Linked DNA regions of Homo sapiens: region 2 is linked to region 1. The links are chromatin loops, found by intact Hi-C in ENCODE. Cell type or tissue: MCF 10A. All regions are shown on one strand. Each heading gives the region's core, and the rest is flanking DNA. Links, peaks and the distances in the headings are about the cores only.

What was found. Hi-C counts contacts between places; a loop is a spot of excess contacts. Peaks named below come from ENCODE experiments on the same cell type or tissue, not always from the same donor. Only the 100,000 strongest peaks of a DNase experiment are listed, where the experiment ranks them.
Region 2: it touches region 1 in a loop (4-fold over the local background); 2 of 110 quality-filtered maps call a loop at or near these places.

What each region holds. Positions count from the first base shown.
Region 1 is chr2:121,089,697-121,101,120 of GRCh38, reverse strand. No RefSeq gene overlaps it. Among named protein-coding and RNA genes, the nearest start is that of TFCP2L1, 190 kb to the left of the region's middle. In MCF 10A, for the core only: a CTCF peak has its summit at 5,651 (motif pointing left); a DNase peak (open chromatin) is centred at 5,660.
Region 2 is chr2:121,204,343-121,215,766 of GRCh38, reverse strand. No RefSeq gene overlaps it. Among named protein-coding and RNA genes, the nearest start is that of TFCP2L1, 75 kb to the left of the region's middle. RefSeq lists an enhancer at 766-1,266. In MCF 10A, for the core only: no CTCF peak of the experiment used is centred there; DNase peaks (open chromatin) are centred at 3,906 and 4,786.

The sequences.
Region 1 (11,424 bases), core at 1,849-9,848:
AATGCCTACAAACCAGGTCCTGGTGTCCCTGGGCCTCTCTGTGGGAGCCACCGCCATGGGAATAGATGGCTGTGTGTGAGTTCCCTGGAGGCAGCACCAACTTTACATCCCAAACACCGCCTGTCACTGTCTGGGTACGCATGGCTGTTGGAGAGCACAGGTGAATGCACCTGCTGGAGATCGGGTGGAGGGTGAGAGCTCCTCATCCACAGATGTTGCCCTGCCTGCTGTGGCCCCAGCCCCCCACCCAGCTGCCACCATGACTCCCTCAGGACAAGGAGCCAGTGTTTGCTGAGCCCCTGAGATGCACGGCTGGAGCTGGGGCTTCATGTTCATTGCTCCTGGTGACTGTCCTGCGAGGTAGGTATCATTGCAGCCACCTATGGAGGAGCAAACAGGGGCTCAGGGGACAGCAAGAGCACTTTCCCAAGACTGCACATGTAGCGGGGCCAAGCTGAGAGAGAGTGTGAGGGGGATTTGTATAAATTTAGAGCTAGAAAGTATCTCAGCCATGCCCACCTTTCAAGGAGGCTTTGCTGTGTTTGAATTTGGGGCAGGCGGCTTAAGAGTGAGAGAAAGTGAGATTAGGATTGACAGAGACAGACAACGAGAGAGAAGAGAGAAGAGAAAGAGGGAGAGAGAGAGAAAGGAGAGCCCGGTGTTGTTGGAAAGGGAGGGCAGTGTGGTGTTGAGATAGCAGGATGATGCTGAGAGGGACAGAGGCAGGGTAGGGTGATGGACACGCGTGGGGAGCTGAAGGATGCTAGTCAGAGTCAGATGTCCTACACTTGACCCAGACTGCGGAAACTTGGACCATTAACTTAACCTCCCTGAGCCTCATTTACTCATCGACAAAACAGAGCTATGAATACCTCAGTCACAGGCTGGTCAGCAAGAGTAACTGACATAATACACAGGAAGGTGCTGAGCACACAGCCAGTGCTCCATAAACACTTGCTCCCTTCCGGCTGAGCAGAAGAGGCCTGGCTAGCTTCACTTCTGGTGACAACTAGCAAGTGTTAGGACAGTGCCCCTGCCAAGGGCCCTCAGACCAACCCTCCAGGGCTTTTATGCCTCAGATGGCTCATTTGCATGCCCTGGTTGGAAACTGCTTAGCTGAAGAATGGAATGTTCTGGCCTCACCAATTTGATTTTCAAATCACTTCCCTCTGAGCAATAGCCTCCCCCAAGAGCAGCATCCCAATACTTGGTCACACCCATGGACTCGGCCTAGTGATTTTGGGACAGTGAGATTGGAGGGAGGGAAGGGGCTCACCCCACCCTTTCCACACCCTACTCCCAGTATGCATATTTCTAGAAACCAGGTTAAGAATCTGTAGATTTGGAGAGATGTCAGGGCAGGCTGAATGGGTGGCTGTAGGGAGAGGGCAGGATTCCTGCTTTGGCAGGGAAGGATGTTGTGTGTGCTGTTGGAGTCTCAGTCCCTATTTCTTACCCCAATTGTCTATCGCAGGCTTCTGTCCCAGGGGAAAAGAGCTGGCCATGTCAAGCCTCAGGAACTCTCCTTTGACCCTGAACTGCCAACCTGCCTTCTTCTTTCCTGATGATGCCAGCAGAGGGCACCAGGAGCCAGGGAGGAGCTGCGAGATGTCCTGGCCTCAGTGCTGCAGGGATGCTGCCCCCAGCCAGCCTCACCTGCAGACGGAACAGGGAGCCGCCTGGCTGGAGCCATCCCTCAGAGAGCGGTCCCTGCTACCTTGCACAAACCTCCCTCTGAGATCAGAAGCCCTTTCATGGAGGGCAGGTCTCAATTTCCAGTTCTTTTTGGAACAGGAAACAGAGGGACTTGTGTGTATTTATACAAAATTGCAACTGAGAAAGTGGAGGCTCAGAGAGTTTAAGCCACTCGCCTGACACCATCCAGCTGCTAGGTGACACCAACAGGGTTTGCGCCCTGATCGGCCTGACTTCAGAGGTGCACTACTGTTCTATCCGATTATAAATGGTGTGTCTTAGACGGCAGGCTCCCCAGAGAGGGTAGTAGGCCCTCTGAAAGGATGCAGTGGGGCCTGTCTGCCAGCCTGTCCCCAGCCCCTCTCCCAGCCTCCGCCCATGCCCTCCTCTCCAGAGGCCGTCTTATAACCAAAGGACTGAACCTCCCTGACAATGCCATCCTGCTCCCAGCCCAGAAAGCCTCTGAATAGAGTCACCTTCCTCTCCATTCAGAGGTTTCTTAGCTCTGGAACAAGGAAAAAATGTAAATGATTCCCAGAACATCGTGTGCAATGGAGGCACCGGGTTAATGTTGGAAACCATGGCTCCATGAAACCACGGTTTGATGCTGTGATCCACTGTTCCCCGAGAGCGAACGCTGGACCACCAGGATGTGGGTGGCAGATGTGATGATCCTGCAGATGGGCTGCCACAGTAGGAAATCCAAGGGCAGCTCCATCAACATGCCCCTAGTGCACCCCTGGGCAAGGTTGGGACCGAGGCTGTGTGCTGGGTCTGAGGTCTTAGGAAGCCCTGTCTTCCTTATGTCTCTCTTCAGGGCACTTTGGGTCTCAGGTGGGTGAAAAATGAGTTTCAGGTGAAAGAAGTTCTCTGGGCAAACCACTTAATTCCCAGACACAGGGTGTCATGTGGATGCAGTGACCATCTCCATTTTACAGATGGGGAAATGGAGGTTCAGAGAGGAGAAGGACTTGCTTGAAGTCACACAGGGAGAAGGGTGTGAGCTAGGGGGACCTGTGGCTTCTAAGCGGCTGCTATTGTTGCTGCCTCCCAGTGTTCACATACTCGGCAGGGACGATAACGAGAGCAACTTTTTCCAACCAAGTCACCATATGAGTTTCCGGTTGTTGATTTGACACATCACCACCAACTCACTAGCTTTAAACCACACACATTTATTATCGTACAGTTCTTTGGGTCAGAAGTCTGAATGGGATGAAATCAAGGTGTTACTGGAAAAAGGGGTCTCCATCCAGACCCCAAGAGAGGGTTCCTGGATTTTGTGCAGGAAAGGAATTCAAGGTGAGTGGAAAAGTGCAGGGAAAGAAGCAAGTTTATTAGAAACTGCTCCATTACAAAGTAGAGTGCCCTCAGGAAGCAAGCAGAGGCACGCACCATCTTTGCTTTAAGTTTTTCTTATATAGGGATCTTGTCTCTGTAAAGACTAAACCAAAGCTGTGCCTAACTGCCAGTGGGCTGACAGCATGACGTTTATTACTCTACTGATTTAAAGGAAGCTATCCTTGACATGTTCCTACATCAGCACATGAGAGCATAATTATAATTATTTTGAAAACCTATACTGTTAAGGGTATTGGGACATCTGGACTTTCTGTTGTTGGAGGAGTGTGTCCTTACAGGCATTACCAAACTGCTTCCTTAAATGTAAACATCTTAGGACCATGGGTAGTGGCTGGCAAGGAATGTGCCTTGCTAGTTTTAACATGGAGTTGATTTTATTTATATGTATTTATTTTTGAGACAGGGTCTCACTCTGTCGCCCCAACTGGAGAGCAGTGGCGCAATCTCGGCTCACTGCAACCTCCATCTCCCAGGCTCAAGCGATTTTCCCGCCTCAGCCTCCAGAGTAGCTGGGATTACAGGCGCACGCCACCACCACCCGACTAATTTTTGTACTTTTAGTAGGGAGGGAGTTTCACCATGTTGACCAGGCTGGTCTTGAACTCCTGACCTCAAATGATCCACCCACCCCAGCCTCCCAAAGTGCTGGGATTACAGGCGTGAGCCACTGCACCCAGCCAAGATGGAGTTGATTTTAAAATGGTGGCACTCTGGCTCTCCTATGCTTCTGCTTCCCTAACAAAGGTGTTGGCAGAGCTGGTTCCTCCTGAAGGCTCTGGGGGACAATGCATTTCCTTGGCTCTGGCTGTGCCGGCTTCTAGGGGGCAAGAAAGGCCATATCCCTTGGCTCACAGCTCCTTCCTCCATCTTCAAATCCAGCAGCGTGATGTCCTCAACTCCTTCTCTGACCCTCCTGCCTCCCTCTTATAAGGACTCTTGTGATTAGATTGGGCCCACTTGAACAATCCAGGATAACCCCCCCATCCCCAGGTCCTTAATCTAATCACACCTGCAAAGTCCCTTTTGCCCTGCAAAGTAACATATGCCAGGACCTAGGGATTCTGACAGGGATAGCTTTGGGGGCCATTATTCTTCCTACCACAATCACCCTGTGGGTTAGGAAAAAAGGCCTCAGGCAAGCAACCTGACCATAGGGCCCATCAGAGTCCTTGGAGCTTGGCAAGCTTGGTCTCTCAGGTCGTGGGAAGAGGCAGGGAGAGAGCGTGCCCGTTCAGGCAGGGGCTGTGGGACTGAGACTGGCTCGTTGTCCACCAAGACCTACCTCCTTCCTTCCTGGGCTGGCTCTGAGTCTCCATTGGCAGCCTCTGGTTAGGTTATGTGGAAATAAAATCCTCACGGCTCTAGGCTCCCTCTCTTCCTTCATCTTCTAGGTGGACATGGCCCCAAACTGACCTAAGTGTAAGAGTCATGTAGGGTGCTTGCCAGACACTGGTTCCCAGCTCTCCCCTGGAATGAGAATGTGAATGTTAACAAGCGCCCAGAGATCCCCGTGAGCTGAGAGTTTGGCAGACACTGCGGTAGATCACAGTGTTGCCGCATCATTCCTTGCAGCAGGGTGGGCATGGGGAATCCATAGGAAGGCAATGTGGGGGAGCACGTCCCTCACCCCTGCGATGGAGTCAGAGGGTTGCATGTGCAGTCCGTGGGCTTGGCCTCTGTGGGCTTCCTGAATCGATGGAGTCCCATTCCTGCAGAAATAGAAAGTGTCTGCTTGCCTGTATCTGATGGAAGTATCTTCTTTGAGCAGCTCACTTTTCTCCCTCGCCCAAGAGGGTTACCTGGGCCAGATGAAGGCAAGGGAAGGGGCATTGAGTCAGGGCGCTGTTGCGTGTGTTGGTACAGAGCCAGGCTACCCATTGCCCTGCAGCACCCTGGAAGCATTAACAAGCCCCCCAAATAGGAAGGGATGAGAGGACTTCAAATAGGATGGGAGGACTCTGGAATGGGATGCATGCAGCCTTGCCCCTCTGAATTTCAAGCTCACCTCTGCAGAGTACAGTGGCTGGGGATCAGCCCCCCGGGAGTGCTCACAGCCATTCAACAGGTCTGAGAAGCAAGGCTTAGAGAGTGAAGGGCTCTGTCACCCGGCCTCAGACTGGTTCCCCAGGCTGAGCTGGACCCACGCCACCTCTCCACTCAATGAGCATGCCACTGTGCCCAGACAGAGCTCAGGGGCTACACCTGCACTCCAGGGTCTCTGACACATGAAGCTGTCTGCCCCCTCCAGCCCCCGCATCGAGCATTGACCTTCACGGGGGGCAGCCCCAGGAAGGTTAGGGACACTTCCAGACGTCTCATTTCATCCTCAAATGTCCCCTCACCCTTAGTCAGGCAGGACAAGCCTTGAAGGTGCCCCATCTTCCAGGCAGCCCTCCCAGTCCAGCAGCCTGGCTTCTGGGGCCACCACCAGGGTCGGACTTACAAAGGCTTGGGCAGTGCATCCCACATCCCACTGTCCCTGCTGTCTGCAGCCTGCCTCTCCACACTGAGCACTGAGGCTACCAGAAAAAGAAGCCATTTGAACTCCAGGAGCTCCTGGGAAATCCAGCAGAGATGCGCATTTTCGTCCGTGCACTGCCGCCTGCTGGCCAGCAGGTGTTGAATTGTGGAGAGGCTGGAGGGAGGACGGACGGTCGAGGCTGTGGAAGGTTCACCTTCCAGCTCCGCCTCTCCTACGCTCGGGACTAGGGCCCAGTCCCTGGGGGTGTGACTGACCTACCACATTTCCCCTCTGCTCCTCCTGTCAAATCCATCTCGCATGCTGTGACTTTGTTTTTGAAAAGACTGTTAAAATAACTCACATGGAGGTGTTGTGACTGATGATGACTTTAATTTTATCCTTTACCCAGCCCCTCTGAGAAAAAAACAATTTGGAATCTAATTAGGATGATGTTTACCTCCAGATAAATGACTCTGTAATTGTGGAGTTTCAGGCTGTGCACTGAAACTGTGTTTTGGACAGGCAGGGCTCTTCCTAAGCATCCCGGGATCTCTGACTTGCCCTGAGTATAGAGGTGAGTCAGTGGGGCACATATCGTACCTGTCACCGCAGGATGTCATAACAGAATAGAATATTAGAGTTGGCAGTGGCCTTAGAGATCCAGCTATTGCACAGATGAATCCAAGAGGGGGAAAGGCTTTGCCCACAGGGAACAAACTGGAAACAGAATCTCTTCCCAAAAGGCTTAGGGTGAGGAAAATTCCTGGCTGATGGACGTTCTGAGAATTTTTTTTTTTTTTTTAGACGGAGTCTTGCTCTGTCGCCCAGGCTGGAGTGCAGTGGTGCGATCTCGGCTCACTGCAACCTCTACCTCCCGGGTTCAAGCGATTCTCCTGTCTCAGCCTCCTGAGTAGCTGAGATTATAGGCACGCGCCACCACCCCCTGCTTATTTTTGTATTTTTAGTAGAGACGGGGTTTCACCATGTTGGTCAGGCTTGTCTCAAACTCCTGACCTCGTGATCCGCCCAACTTGGCCTCTGAAAGTGCTGAGATTACAGGTGTGAGCCACTGTGCCTGGCCCATTCTGAGAATTTTAAGGGGAAGCATGATATTGAAATCCCAGAGAACAGCCTTGTGCCCCCCACCCCAACCCCATTATCCCCTATTCCCTCTCAAGGATACGGGCTGGGCAGAGGGAGGCATCATTTGGGCAGAGGGAGCACTCTTGCCTCCTCCAGCTCAGTGTCTGTTCTTCCATCCATATCTGCCTGCGGGACATGATCCAGCTCACGGCTCTTCTCCAGAAGGGCAGGAGAGGAATTCTGACTCATTTCCCATCTCTTTATCTTTCTGAGCTACATTTATGGATGATTCTCTCAACTTTTTTTTTTCAATTTATGAATTCCTTTGCAAATGTGCCTAATCTGATGTTTATGCCATTTTTTACTTTAAAAAAGTTTAATAATTATATATTTCATTTTGAGATGTATTTGGTGTCAAATCTGTTAGGTCATCTTGGATACTTTTATGTTCCCTGCATGTGTGTTTAATTTCCCCTTTTACTCCCATAAACATTGAAAACATGACTTTGAATCCTGTTCCTGATAATCCCATAATGTGACATCTTTGGTGGTCTAATTCTGACATCTGCTGCTCCTGCTGACACTTGCTCATGATGGATTGTTTCTCTTGTGCAGGCTCAATTTTTATGGTGAACTCATGTTTTGCAGATCTCAGTCTGTGGGAATCCTGACAGGCCTAGGCTGAGGGTTAGTCCTCTGGAGAGATCTGTCAGGAGGCCTGGAGTGCTTGTTTCCATCTTGGAAACATATTAAAATATTTCTCAGCTTGGATATTCTTCAGGGAGTGTAAATCCAGACCCGAAATCCACGTGAGGATGGCCTTTACATTTTCAGGGGGAAGGAAGAGTGAAATATCTCTCTTCTTTTTCCTCTTCCTTCTCTTCCCCCTTCTCCTCCTCCTCCTCCTTCTCTCTTTCTCTTTTTTTAACCCAAAGCTGAAGCCAGGATAGACACACTTTCTTGTTAGCTTCTTTTTCTATGTCACCTTTTTACCAAGAGTTAGCTCTTCAAGGATTCTAGCTTTTCCAAGAGTCTAAGTCCTGACACTCCATCTTGCCTGCATGGGCCCAGGGCCCTGCCTTCTCTCTTTTGTATGGCTGTTAAAACCAGTGACTATAGGTTTCAGATATTTCCAGGTGCTTCTAGGGCAGCCCACAGCATCAGGGGTCATTTCTCATTCTGGTTTCAGCCTCTTCTTCGGTTTTGGCCTTTGTGAGTTTCCTTACTTTCTTATACAATCAGGTAGTCATTTAAAAGATGTTTGTTTAGTTTCAATCAACAGGTCTAGGTATTTGTAGTGGAGTTTATTTTTTCCCCAGAACATCTAGCCTAGAAGTGGAAGTCCTAATTTTATATTTAAATATTCAGATGTTTGCCACATGTGAAGAGTTTAACCAACTGTGAAGTTGGAGGGAACACAGCCCACACAGAAAACCGTGCTCACTTCCAACACCAATTACAAGTTTTAGGGGTTCCCAAGACCACCTCTTCTGATACCAATTGCAAAGTTGGAAAGACTAGTTCCCCCAACCACTCTCAGTTTTGATAACTTGCTAGAAAGACTCACAGAGCTAACTGGAAGCTGTTAGACTCATCCTTTTTTTTTTTTTTTTTGAGATGGAGTCTCGCTCTGTCACCCAGGCTAGAGTGCAGTGGTGCGATCTCGGCTCACTGTAACCTCTCTGCCTCCTGGGTTCAAGTGATTCTTCTGCCTCAGCCTCCCAAGTAGCTGGGACTACAGGTGCATGCCACCACACCCAGCTAATTTTTGTATTTTTAGTAGAGACAGGGTTTCACCATATTGGCCAGGCTGGTCTCGAACTCCTGACCTCACGATCCACCCACCTCAGCTTCCCAAAGTGCTGGGATTACAGGTGTGAGCCGCCACACCCAGCAAGACTCATCTTATACTTCTGGGTGCAGATGAGCATCAGCCAAGGGAGGATGCCCACAGGGGGTGTCTGGGGACTACCCCATGCACAGCTGCTGTGGTCCTCCCTGTTGGGTCAGCCTCCTGTTCCCAGCATCCATGTGTAGCAGAACATAGGAGTGCTGGCAACCAGGGAGGCTCACATGAGCCTCAGTGTCCAGAGTTTTTCTTGGGCCTCATTGAGTAAGCATGGCAGATGGTGCACAGGCTGGTCTCCATCTCTAGCCTGCAGCCCCTCTGGGAGTGACTCAAAGCCACCACCTTACATTGTTGGACTTTCCGGTTTGACCAGTCCCTACCCGCAATCACATTGTTAGCTATTCAATGTGACCCACAGCAAACAAAGACACTCCTATCAGGCCTGATAGTCTTAGAGCTTAGGGATTCCCTCCCACAAGCTGAAAGCAAAAGCCAGACCTCTTTTTGGACAAGGTGAAATTATTTACTACATATCACAGGAGTTTTTTTGCTTTTTTTATTTGGTTGGCTTTTGTTTTGCTTTGTTTTGAGACAGAGTCTCTGTCACCAGGCTGGAGTGCAGTGGCTCACTACAGCCTTGACCTCCCTGGGCTTAATGGATCCTCTCACCTCAGCCTCCCTAGCAGCTGGGACTACAGGCGCACCACCATGCCCAGCTGATTTTTGCATTTTTGGTAGAGACGTGGTTTCGCCGTGTTGTCCAGGCTGGTCTCAAACTCCTAGGCTCAAGTGATCCACCTGTCTCAGCCTCCCAAAGTGGTGGGATTACATGTGTGAGTCACCACCAGACTATAGTATTTTGTCAAGCTTCTCTATTCTAGAGTTCTTCATTTTGATTCACTTCTTTGGTTAAATTAAAAAAAAAAAAAAAAGAGAAAGGGTATTCACTCTACCCCAGGCTGGAGTGCAGTGACACAATTATAGCTCACTGCAGCCTCGAGCTCTCAGGCTCAAGCCATCCTCCCACCTCAGCCTCTTGAGTAGCTGCCACCACAGGTGTGCATCCTATGATCAGCAGCCTTTTTTTTTTTTTTTTAAAGAGATGGGGTCTATGTTGTCCAGGCTGGTTTTCAACTCCTGGCCTCAAGCAGTCCTCCTGCCTCTGGCCTCCCAAGTACTGGGATTGCAGGCATGAGCCATTCCCCCAGCCCCTCTCTTCTTTTCCTTTCCTGAGCTCTTCTCGCTCACCTTCCCCCTCTTTGGGATGTAATCTTATATCTCTGCTCCAATCTCTTTCATATCTACTTTAAGCCTCCTCCCCTAAGGAGCCATGTTATCTTTCCTGGTTTTAAATATGAACTACTATGTATCTGATTTCTCCTTTACTCTGTTTCCCAGGGGTCACTGGGAGGTTCCTCTTCTGATGTGGTGTTTACTTGTCTTTTGCTCATCCTCCCGTCCTCTAGCTATGGTGCAGCTTTTTTGTTTGTTGCTTTGTTTTGTTTTGTTTTGAGACAGGGTCTCACTCTGTCACCCAGGCTGGAGTACAGTGGCACACTTGCAGCTCACTGCAGCCTCGACCTCCCAGGCTCAAGCGATCCTCCCACCTCAACCTCCCGAGTAGCTGGGACTACAGGCATGTGCCACCACACCCAGCTGATTTTTGTATATATATATTTTTGTAAAGACAGGGTCTTGTCATGTTGCCCAGGCTGGTGTTGAACTCCTGGGCTAGAGGGATCTGCCTGCCTCAGCCTCCCAAAGTACTGAGATTCCAGGCGTGAGCCACTGTGCCTGGCCTGGTGCAGCATTTTTGAATGGGAAGTGCTCTGGCCCTCTTCACCCTTGAGAACTTTGTAGACCCCATGCCATTGTTAGTGAGATTCCTCCACCTGGACTTGCCTACCCCGACTTTGAGGCTGGTCATGGAGGATTAACGGGGACACCAGTGCCCTTGCAGACACTGCAGTTGGCCCTCTTGGTCTCTTGGCAGCACTGCTCACGTGTGGCCACTGCGATCTCCTGGTCCTTCCCCCTTCTCTCTGCCTCTCCCCACCCAGCTTCCTCCTCAGAGGGCTACGATCAGGATATAATGAGGGCAAAAGCGAGGCGTGCGCGATGCACTGCTGTTACAGGTAGTTAGACAGGCATGAGCGGGGCAGGAGAGGGCTCTCCCCACCCCCCAGGAATGTCGGGTAATCGTTCCACGATGATCACATTGCCTCTCTAAAACTGACAAATTGGCAGCCGGTGCCAGGGAGAGGCCATTTCCTGATGGTCCACACCTGTTGCACTAAAGCATTAATTAAATGTAGAGGCTCTGGAGGCAACTTCCCAGGCATGCACATTAAGAGACAAAATGGCAGAGTATGAGCTTCCGGGGGCACGCCACCGGAAGAGGGAAGAAAGCCTCAGATAGGCATGCGTACACCTCCCAAGGGAAAGGAGGGCACTGTGCATGCAGGCAGCCCACCCTAAGGGAAGAATCATGGGAAAGGGGCCAGTCTATAAAGTTCTAGGGTCAAGGTTAAAAGTTGCACTTGACCTCGGTGCCTGCTTGAGTCTCTTCCAAGCGCACTTTCTTTTCTCTCCTGCTCTAAAGCCTTTTTTTTTTTTTTTTTTTGAGACGGAGTTACTCTCTTGTTGCCCAGGCTGGATTGTAATGGTGCAATCTCGGCTCACTGCAACTCCACCTCCCACGTGCAAATGATTCTCCTGCCTCAGCTTCCCGATTAACTGGGATTACAGGCACTCGCCTCCACACGTAGCTAGTTTTTGTATTTTTTCAGTAGAGGCAGGGTTTCACCATGTTGGCCAGGCCGGTTTCACACTCCTGACCTCAGGCGATCCACCTGACTCGGCCTCCCAAAGTGCTGGGATTACAGGCGTGAGCCACTGCACCTGGCCTCTAAAGTATTTTAAAGTAAACTTCCACTCCTGCTTTGAAACTTGCCTCAGTCTCTTTTTCTGTCTC
Region 2 (11,424 bases), core at 1,718-9,717, 110 kb before region 1:
CATGAGGGATTTGCCCCCGTGACCCAAACACCTCCTATGAGGCCCACCTACTACGTTGGAGGTCACATTTCAACTTGAGATTTGGAAGGGACACGTCCAAACCGTATCAACCCTAGTCCCAGCCCCTAGCAACGGCTTTTCTCATTTCTGACTCTATGAGGGACATCATAAAAGTGGAATCATATAGTATTTGGCCTGTGACCGGGGTGTCCTCAAGGTTCATCCATATTGTAGCATGTCTCAGAATTTACTTTTTTCTTTTTGGTTTTGAGACAGTCTTGCTCTGTTGCCCAGGCTGGAGTGAGATGGCATGATCTCTGCTCACTGCAATCTCCGCCTCCCAGATTCAAACGATTCTCCTGCCTCAGCCTCCCAAGTAGCTGGGATTACAGGTGCCTGCCACCATGCCCGGCTAACTTTTGTATTTTTGTAGCCATGCCCATTTTTGTATTTTTGTATTTTGTATTTTTGTAGCCATGCCCAGCTAGATTTTGTATTTTTAGTAGAAATTGTGTTTCGCCATGTTGGCCAGGTTGGTCTCGAAGTCCTGACCTCAGGTGATCTGCCCTCCTCGGCCTCCCAAAGTGTTGGGATTATGGACGTGAGACACCGGCCAGACTCTCCTTCCTTTTTAAGGATGAATAATACTGTTGTATGGATAGCCCACATTTTGTTTATCCACTCATCCTTCAGTGGACATTTTGGTTGCTTCCATGTTTAGCTATTGTGAATGATGCTGCTATGCACATAGGTGTGACCAAACAGCTCTTCATGTCCCTGCTTTCAGTTCTTTTGGGTAATGCTCAAAAGTGGGATTGCTGGGTCAATTCCATGTTTAATTTTTTGAGGAACTACCATCCTATTTTCCACAGGGGCTGCACCATTTTACATTCCCTCCAACAGTGCACAACGGTTCCAATTACTCCTTGCCAACACCTATTATTTTCCTGGGTTTTTTTTTTTTGTCTTTGTTTTTTAATAATAGCCATTGTAACTGGAGGCTTCAGGTGTTTGAAGTTTGATCAGTGGGTGGGCTGGCTGAATGCTGGTCAGCACGTTTGCAGCGCTGCCACCCCAGTCTCTTATCTCTTACCAGGACCAGGGCTGTAGCCCATGAGCCACCCACAGGCCTCCCTACCAGCCCCCTACCCTGCTCTGAAACCTTCCTACCCTGACCACAACTTTCCCAAGCTCTTCTGTCTCCAGCGTCCATTCTGATCATGTGTGCCCATGGCGCCCAGAGCTGTGGCTCCGCCATGCCTGCTGCCCGTGATCTCCCCAGACTTCCAAGCCCCACGGATGGCGCTCCTCCCACCCCGCACTGGTAAAGCCCCCCTCTCCTCTCAAGTTGCCTGCACGTCCCTGTGAGAGGAGCAGAGGGTGTGCACAGTGGGAGGGCCTTCAAGGCCTTGGGTTGGAATCCTGGGTCCGTATGATTTTGAGCAGGCTACTTAACCTCCCCGATTCCTATTCTCATCTGTGAAATAGAAATACCACCTGCCTTGCAAGTTTGTGGGGCTGAAATGAGACCATGTACACGAGACAGGGAGCAAAAGGCCGGGCACAGGACGAGGCTCCTGGGGAAATGTGGAACAGCACTGGCAGGGCCTCTGAGCTGGGAAACGGCTGGGTGTTCCAGGATCCTGAAGAAGGGCATTGTTGCTGAAGGAGGATGATGCCAGGGGAGGTCAGAGGAGGAGGGGATCGGGCCAGATAACGGAATGATCCTCAGAGTTTTCAGTGTTCCCAGTACACACGCGCATATTAATGAGTTTCACAAAACAATACTTGGACTAGTCCATGTCATTTTTTCTTGAGGAATGCAGATCTTGACCTGTGGAGCTGACCTTCTGGCCTGCTGGTGGGCTGTGCCCTATGCTTTGACTCTCCTGACACAGGGCGTTGCAGACCATATGGGAGCAGGAGGGTCCGGTCTGTGTTCTAAGTGCAGTGGGAAACAGCGTGGCAGGTCCTTAGGCTGAGAGGGTACGTGATGGCTGTCTTAGCCCATGCGAGCTGCTGTAACAGAATGCCATAAGTAAACTAGGTGGCTTATAAACAACAGAAAGGTATTTCTGTCCGTTCTGAAGGTGAGGTGTCCAAGGTCAAGGCGCTGGCAGATCCAGAGGCTGGAGAGGGCCTGCCTCCTAGGAAGGGGCAAACAAGCTCCCTAGGGCCTCTTTTACAAGGGCATTAACCCCATTCATGCGGGCTCCACCCTCATGGCCTCATACCTCCCAAAGGCCCCACCTGCATGTACCATCACCTTGGAGGTTAGGCTTCAACATCGGAAGCGGGGGAGGGAACACAAGCATTCAGTCAATAGCAACGGGATTGGGTTCAAGAGCTCAGAGTGGAACTAGGGAGCCTGGCAAGCTCAGGGCCCAAGAGTTCCCCTGTACCACCGTCTTTCCTTCTGGTATGGCTGCTGGCTGCCCCATCCGCCTGCACAGCCTCTGCCCCAACAGAGAAACTAGAGGTGAGCTAGGACACAAGAGTGGGATGGTGTGAACTCGGCAGCACCTCGCAGCAGCCGAGGCCCAGAGCAGCATGGGCCCACAGCAAAGGCTTCTTCCTTTCCATTCAAACTGCGAGAGCTCGGCAGGCCCCAGCGCAGGTGCGGCTCGGGTCGCTGTCCTCGGCCTCCCGGTGGGCAGGAGCCGGCAGCCGCCCTGCAACGTGGTCTATTTCCAGCAAACCACCCCCCTCCCCCCCAGCCATGATGCGGGCGTGAGGCTTTCCGGCTATTTCCCAGGATGTCTCTTCAGGCAGCGGGGTGCAGCACTGTGGTTCTGAAACTGGAGGGCTTGTTCTAAAGATGGCTGGGCCCTCGGCTCGGTGGGTCTGATCGGGGGCCTGGGAATTTGTATTTCTAAGAAGTCCCCAGGTGATGCTAACACCGTTTGTCCAGGGACCACACTTCGGGAGCCCCTGATGTAGCGGAGAACTGCCTAGCTTCTCATTCAGCCTCCGGCTGTGTGACCTTGCCCAAGGTCGCCTAACTTTTCTGTTTTGCTTGCCTCATCCGTAAAATTAGTCCACGAGGACTAATACTCGTGCCTGCCTCGCAGGACGATTATAACGAGTAAATGAGCTGAATTTACTTCAAGAGCTTGGAATGGCCCCGGCACATATTAAAGCGGTGAGAGGCAGGAGGCTTTTATTCATGGCTTGTAGTGGCTGGGTGGTGTCCCAGTGCATCGGAATCTTCAGGAGGGCCGGAAAGCCACCTGCACTGCACTGCGGGGGTTCCCCGCCCGCAGTCTCCCATTCAGTGGTGGGGTGCGGGTCTGAGAATGTGCATTCCTAACAGGTTCCCCCGGGGGCTGTTGCTGCTGGCCTGGAGGCACCTGCCCTCTCTTTCTGGGGAGGAACCTCCAAGAGGGATAGTGACTCACTCGGGTGGGGTGGGACAGAGGGGGACTAGAGAATGTTAGGGTCCAATGACACAAAGGTGACCCAGAGCCTGACAGCTGGCTGGTAGCTATGGGATCCTCTGCGCCTCCCTGTAGGGGAAGATGATTTGAGTAGTGAAACCTGTTGATGACCCTCCCACCCCCCAACAGACACACACACACACATGCACACAGACACACACACACACACGGAACCAGAGGGGCCTCCCGGGTACAGGTGTGGATGCCACTGGCTCTCGACCCCACTCTCTGCCCTGGGTCAGGTGAGTAGCCACACTCAGCGCTTCTGCTTCTGGAAGTCCTGGGCTGTGGCGGCTCCCACATCGCTGACTGGGGCTGTCCACATGGAAGACCCGTGAAAGTCACCAGTGGGAAGCAGGTGCATGCACTGTTTGGGCCTCTACCGGGTAGGCTGAAGATTCCACCTGGAGTGTGTCAGACAGGATAGGCCCTGGGAGGCTGACTCACGAGGACCAAACCCTGAGGAGCCTGAGGGAATCACTCCTGTGGGTGAGAGGAGGAAATCAGCCATATGGCTCTGGAGGATCCTGGCAGCCTGAGGACACTCTAAGGTGCAAAGCAGAATCCTCAAGGGAAGGGTGTCTGGGCAGGTTCTCCCAGCTGAGCCTCTGCTGGAACAAAGCTGGCTTTCCCCTGGTCCTCCAGCCAGGAAGCGCAGGCCCTTAGGCTTGGCTTGGACACTGTTCCTTGGACCCACCAGGGGCGGACCCAGGTCTAGACAGTCCCCTCCCGCCCCCCATTCCCAAACCCTCTGATAAACATGCTTTGGGGGAAGACTGCACGCCCTGCTTGCTCCAGCCCTGCTCAGCCCCAGGTTGCCTCGCCCAGGGAAGAATCTGGTGGCCAGGAGGCTTCCAGAGCTAGGTTGGGTTGAATATTAACCTGCCTTGATTGGGTGGAACAATATTTAAACTCAATTACAAGAGAAAGGGGTTATCTGGAGAGGGCTTATCAGGCCAGAGCAGCTATTGAAATATCTGATAAGCCCAGAGGTTGACATTGGAGTGGGGGAGGAGCTGGCCCCAAACACTAGTCCAGAGAGGAGAAAGGTGGATGAGGAAAATCGACCAACTTCCCTCCCTTCCTCCTGTCATCCCTTCTTTCTCCTCCTCTCCCTCCATTCCCTTTGTTCACATATGCTTTTTGAGTATCAGGGGCAGGCCCAGCTCTTTCCTGGCACCAACAGCTCACAGAACTTGCTGGGCCTTACTCTTCCTCTGGGCTCTTCCTCTGAGCTCCCATGGGCTCCTGTGCCTAGGCTGTAACTGTCCATCTTTCTGTCCGCCTCTCCCACTGGGAGGAGCTCCTAGAGACAGAGTTTGGTCTGCCTGATCGCTGCCACTCTGGAATCCAGCCCAGGGCCTGGCAGGGAGAAGCCTGCTAGGAGTGTTTGTTGAATGAGTAAGAGATAGCAAGAGGTGCTGGGCAAACGAGGGACTGGGACCTGAAAGCAGCGGTGAAGGGAGCCTGTGCCGGCAGGGGGCAAGCTGCTATATGGTGACGTGTCACCTTAGCACAGAGAGAATGGGGACAGAGGACAGTGAGTTCGGATGGGGCAGTAGGGATTGGGAAGAGGACAAACATGGGCACAGGGATGTGGTGTGGGCCGGCAGGAGGAGGCCTGTGAGGGGCTCCCCCAGCCAGGTATTGCCCGTGCCTTGTCTGAAGGGATCCAGGATGTACCACACTGAAGAGGGTTTTCTGGTTTATTTTTTTATTTTTTTATTTTTTTATTCCCCTTAATCTGCCTAAAAGCAGAGGCTCCCAAAAGAATTCAGCTGCCAGAAATCCTTTCCCTGGAACTTTCAAAACCAGAGAGATGGACTCCTATCACCAAATACAAGAATTCAAGAAGTCAGCACTGGCACCAAGATAAGAAATCACCAGAACAGACATAGTTGCAAAACTGTCCTAGCTGCCATCTGTTCTCCTAGGGGCCATTTATCTTTCCTAAAAGTAAAATGGTCCTTCTCTTCCCTCTTCCCCTATTAACATGGTATATAAGTCCCAAATTATAACCACCTCCTTGAGTTGCATTTTTCTTTTCTTTTCTTTTTTGAGACAGAGTCTCACTCTGTCACCCAGGCTGGAGTGCAGTGGCACCATCTCGGCTCACTGCAACCTCCATCTCAAGCAATTCTCCTGCCTCAGCCTCCCAAGTAGCTGGGATTACAGGCACCCGCCACTGCGTCCAGCTAATTTTTGTATTTTTAGTAGAGATGGGCTTTCGTCATATTGGCCAGGATGGTTGTGAACGCCTGGCCTCAGGTGATCTATCCACCTCGGCCTCTCAAAGTGCTGGGATTACAGGTGTGAGCCACCACGCCTGGCCACATTTTTCTTTTTATTTATACTTGTTTTATCCTTTTCTCCTTTTTTCTCTTTTCTTTTTTTTTATTTTTTATTTTTAACATTTCTTTCTTTTTTTTCTTTTTCCTTTATCTTCTTCTTCTTTTTCTTTTTTTTTTTTTTGAGACAGTTTCTCACTTTGTCACCCAGGCTGTAGTGCGGTGGATCATAGCTCGCTGCAGCCTTGAACTGAGTCACATTTTTCTGTGAAACTCCCTCATAGGTATGAGAATAAAAATCCATCTTTTTTCTCTAGCGAATCTATCTTTTGTCAGTTTAATTCGCAGGCCCCTAGTCACTGAACATAAGAGGACACAGGAAAAGTTTTTCCTCCCTATTATCTCATCTGCACTCACAGCACCTTTTCAGGCAGTTGTTAAAGTCTCTGCTTTGCCTGTGAGGAGACTGAGGCTCAGAGAATCTGGGCAGCTTCTTCAGGGACACACAGCTAGTCAGGGGGCAAAGTCAGGCTTCTGACCCAGGTCCGTCAGCTCCAAAGACTGTGCCACCGTCCCATGTGGCTGCGGGGAGGCTGATGCTGGGGAGCAAATGCATCCGGATAAGGTGCTGCTCCTGGCTGGGAAGGCGGATGCCAGGATATCTAGGTAGCTTGGGAGATGCCCCTCCCGGCAGTTCTTCCTGCCCATGGGGAAGCGTGCCTTTGAGACAAGCTACATACCATGCTTGTCCCCTCTCCACCTCAGCCCTGACCCAGCTGTGCCCTTGGGGCCTGTGGAAAGGGGTGAGCTAGAACCGCCTCCTCCTTCCCAGTGCTGCGCCCGCTTGCCTCTCTGGGACGGGGAGGGGTGGGATATGCGGCCAGGGGGCTGGCTTGGTTTAAGTCTTCAGCTCACAGCCCAGCCCCAGCCAGGGGATCCTGAGCCCCAACTCGTTTACAGTCCCTGCATGGGCATCTTCCCCACAGCTGCAACTGTCCCCTCTGCTGGCCCTGCTGCTGCCCTCTGGAATGTGGGCCCTAGGAAAGGAAGCCTGTCCCCGGGTACCTGCAGATGCAGCTCTTCCTCTGGGCTGCCGTGGGCTGCTGGGCTCCAGGGTTCTGCCCCAATACTCAGGCCACCTCCTCTCAGGTGAGGTGCTCACCCCTCTCCAGCACCTTCTGCTGACCGTCCCTGCCCCTCTATTGTGGATGGACTTGGGAGGCCAGTTCTGTGCTTCACCTCCTTCCACCTTCCTCCTTCATCTGTCCCTTTCATTCATTCTTTCCCTCTTGAAGAGAAAGTGGACTCAGAGTTCCAGCTGATCTAGCAGGGAGACCCTGGCTCTGACCCCCATAGGCTGTTTTCTTTTTTCTTTTTCTTTTTTTTTTTTTGAGACAGGGTCTCACTCTGTCACCCAGGCTAAAATGCAGTGATGTGATTTCAGCTCACTGCAGCCTCAACCTCCCTGGGCTCAGGTGATCTTCCTACCTCAGCCTCTCAAGTAGCTGGGACTACAAGTGTGTGCCACCACACCCGGCTATTTTTTTTTTTTTTTGTATTTTTGGTAGAGACAAAGTTTCACTATGTTGCCCAAGCTGGTCTCAAGCAATCCACCTGCCTTGGCCTCCCAAGGTGCTGGGATTACAGCTGTGAGCCACTGCATCTGGCCGACTGTTTGCCATTTAATCTCCCTAAAGTCTCTTTTTTTAAAAAAAATGGGGACTAGGACCAGCCTGACCAACATGGAGAAACTCCATCTCTACTAAAAATACAAAATTAGCCAGGTGTGGTGGCGCATGCCTCTAATCCCAGCTACTTGGGAGGCTGAGGCAGGAGAATCACTTGAACCCGGGAAGCGAAGGTTGCGGTGAGTCAAGATCGTGCCACTGCACTCCAGCCTGGGCAACAAGAGCTAAACTCCATCTCAAAAAAAAAAAAAAAAAGGTAGGGGGGACTAGTCATACCTACTTCAGACAAATGAAGATGAATAAATATATGTATATATTCTAAATGAACAGATATTGAAGGTGTATTGGTCAGGCTGCTTGGAGCTTTTCTGGCCTAGAAGTCCCCCTTATGGCTACTGTCATTCTGTGGAAAGCCACTGTCCGCAGGACTAGACTCCTGGAAATGACCTTCAGGGAGAACTCTGCTTTTTCCTTGGGGCTGTAAGAGCTCCCAGCTGAGGAGTAACGGAGGGAGTAGAGGCAAACCCTGTCCTCCCTGCTGTGAGGTGTTCTGCCAGCATCCCTTTGGCTTCAGCCTGACTCTTGAGCCGCCAGCTCTGGCTGACTTGTCTGTTTCAAAGCACGCTGCTCCTGCACGCCCCAGAAGGGAGGGGTGTCTCTGTTTTGAAATTAATCTGACTTTGACTTTAGGAAGGGGCCATGAGGGCCTTGGGCAGACCATGTGTTCTAAGTAGTGTTGTGGGTACTGTTTTATTTGTTGCTAGTGACTTAAGAGTTTGAACTGGGTCTGAAGACCGACTACACTGTCTGTAAAGTATTCAAAAGAAGATGACATTAAAAAGAAGACTCCCAAGAACATAGAATAACACCGCTAAGGTAAGCATTTTTAGAAACAGATATTAAGTTGGAAATATCCTGAGAAGATTGAATTAAAATACAATATTCTCATATCTTGGCCATATTAGGTAAGTAATATTGGCCACTGCAAAAACAAGCCCCAAACGCCCATGGCTTAACATAATAAAGGTTTATCTCCCCTTCACATCTCAGGCCCATGTGGGCGCCCAGGGCCGCCTCCCACATGGTCATTCAGGGACCCAGGTTCCTTCCATCTAGTGGTTCTGCCATTTTTGTGTGGTTTTTTTTTTTTTTTTGAGACGGAATTTTTCTCTGTCACCCTGGCTGGAGTGCAGTGGCGCCATCTCGGCTCACTGCAAGCTCCGCCTCCCGGGTTCATGCCATCTCCTGCCTCAGCCTCCCGAGTAGCTGGAACTACAGGCGCCTGCCACCATGCCCGGCTAATTTTTTGTATTTTTAGTAGAGATGGGGTTTCACCATGTTAGCCAGGATGGTCTCGATCTCCTGACCTCGTGATCCGCCCGCCTTGGCCTCCCAAAGTGCTGTGATTAAAGGCATAAGCCACCGCGCCTGGCCCGTTCTGCCATTTTCTAGGGCCTTAGAGCCTTTGCTCCTGCCAGAGGAAGGGACAATGGGGACCCTGGGAGGAGAGGTTTTGGGGACCAGCTTGGAAATGGCGCCCTCACTTCTGCTTGGATGACCTTGGGCAGCGCAGTCACAGGTCGTACCCAACAGCCTGGTTGGGTGGTTGGGAAATGCGGTCTAGCTATAGGTCCAGCCTTCTCTGCCACAATGACATTTAAGACATAAATAAATAAAAGCCAGCTGGAATAAGTGAAAAAAGAAATTGCCGACGCCTATGGTGTCCCCTCTGTGCCAGGCTTTGTCCTTAATCTGTAGATACCAATCCTCACTATAGCCCTGTTTAGACACCAGTATCAGCACTACTTTCAGAAGCAGGAAATTTAAACCAGGAGAGGTTCATTAAGTTGCTGAAGAAAGGAGTTTACCGGCCAGGCCCTGTGGCTCACGCCTGTAATTGTATCATTTTGGGAGGCTGAGGCAAGAGGATTGCTGGAAGGCCAGGAGTTCAAAACCAGCCTGGGCAACACAGCAAGACCTCATATCAATTCTTAAAAAAAAAAAAAAAAAAAGAGAAGGAAGAAAGAAAGGTTAAAGAAAGAAAAGGTCCAAAGTGGGCTGATTTTTAGGAGAAGAAAGGAAGGGAGGGAGGGAGGGAGGGAGGAAGGAAGGAAGGAAAAGAAAAGGTCAAAAGTGGGCTGATTTTTAGGGGTCCTGCATATTTATTCATTCTTTTTTTTTTTAAACCAATTGTCATTCTGAGCTCACACTGTGGTGTGCCAGGCGCTGCTGTGTGGGGTGGTGCAGGGTGATTGGCAGGGTGATTGGCTCCCCCAAGCCTAGCTGTTGGGTGTGACCCAGGAGTTAAGAGGGGGTGACTGTTGTCTCCCACCTCCTCCAGATTCTTCTTATGGCCTCTATTTGCCTCACAAACCTAAGAATGTGCATCGATGCCTTTAAGAAAAAAAGTGCATTGTTATTGGAAAGACAAAATTGGCCTGCAGGTTTCCTATGACCCACCATGGGTGTTTGTATATAAAACAGAGCCCGGGCCTGGGGGTGGCCAGGGGCTGCGCTGCACACAGAGGCCCACTGTCAGCCAGGGCTGAGGCTCCAGTTTCAGTCCTGAGTCTCTGGCACAGAGTGGATGGAGACTGGGCGAGAGGACATGGCTCCTATGTGACATAGCTGTGGCATCTTGGCTGAATTCCAGCCAGACTCCAAGTCACGCAGGCCTAGAGAATCAACGCTGCAGGGAACCCTGGAAATCCAGGCCTGTGGTCTTCAAACTTGCCATGCCAAACCTGCTTTGAAGGAAATAGAATGTAGCAGCACATTCAGAACCAAGAGCTGCTCTGAAGGGCCAGATTGGCATGGGCGGAACTGAGGACCCAGGGCTGTGTGGACCACGGTGGGAAAGCTCAGAGCTGCTCTAACCTCTTCTGCTGTAGCTGCTGGGGAAACTGAGGCCCGCAGAAAGGAAGCAACATGCTTAAGGGCATCCGGTGACTTGGTGGCCCATCAGGCTAAGAAGGAACCCATCAGATGTCAACTGGAAGTAGTGGGTCCCAGCTTACCCTTACTTCGCTTTGTTTGTTTGTTTGTTTCTTTTTGAGACAGAGTCTTACTCTGTCTGGAGTGCACAGTCTGGAGTGCAGTGGCACACTCTCGGCTCACTGCAACCTCTGCCTCCTGGGTTCAAGCAATTCTCTTGCCTCAGCCTCCTAAGTAGCCGGGACTATAGGCGCGCGCCACCATGCCCGGCTAATTTTTGTATTTTTAGTAGAGACAGGGTTTCACCATGTTGGCCAGGCTGGTCTCGTACTCTTGACCTTGTGATCTCCCCACCTCGGCCTCCCAAAGTGCTGGGATTATAGGCATGAGCCACCGTGCCCAGCCTTTTTTTTAAAAAAAAAAAAATTTTGAAGATAGAGTCTCACTCTGTCACTCAGGCTGCGGTGCTGTGGCACGACTTGGCTCACTGCAACCTTTACCTCCTGGGTTCAAGTGATTCTTCTGCCTCAGCTGCCCAAGCAGCTGGGACTGTAGGCATGTGCCACCATGCCTAGCACATTTTTGTATTTTTTGTAGAGATGGAGTTTCACCATTGTTGCCCAGGCTGCTCTTGAACTCCTGGACTCAAGTAATCTGCCCACCTCAGCCTTCCAAAGTGCTGAGATTATAGGTGTGAGCCACTGCGTCTGGCCCTTACCCATAGTTCTGTGTAACTTGGCCATAAAATGCGGGTTCCCACCATTCCATCCTCAAGTTCAATAATTTGCTATTATGGTTCACAGAACTCAGAGAAGCTTAGATTTACTAGTTTATCCTCTGATAAAGAGTATGATAATGGACACAGATCACAGCCAGATTTTTAAAAGTACATAGAGCAAGGCCCGGAATCGTCCCAAGGGCAGGAGCTTCTGTCCCCCTGGAGTTGGTGCTCACCAACCCAAAAGCTCTAACCCTCGTGCCTTAGGGATGTGTTTTTTTTGTTTGTTTTTTGTTGTTTTTCAAGATGGAGTCTCACTCTGTCGCCAGGCTGGAGTGCAATGGCGCGATCTCAGCTCG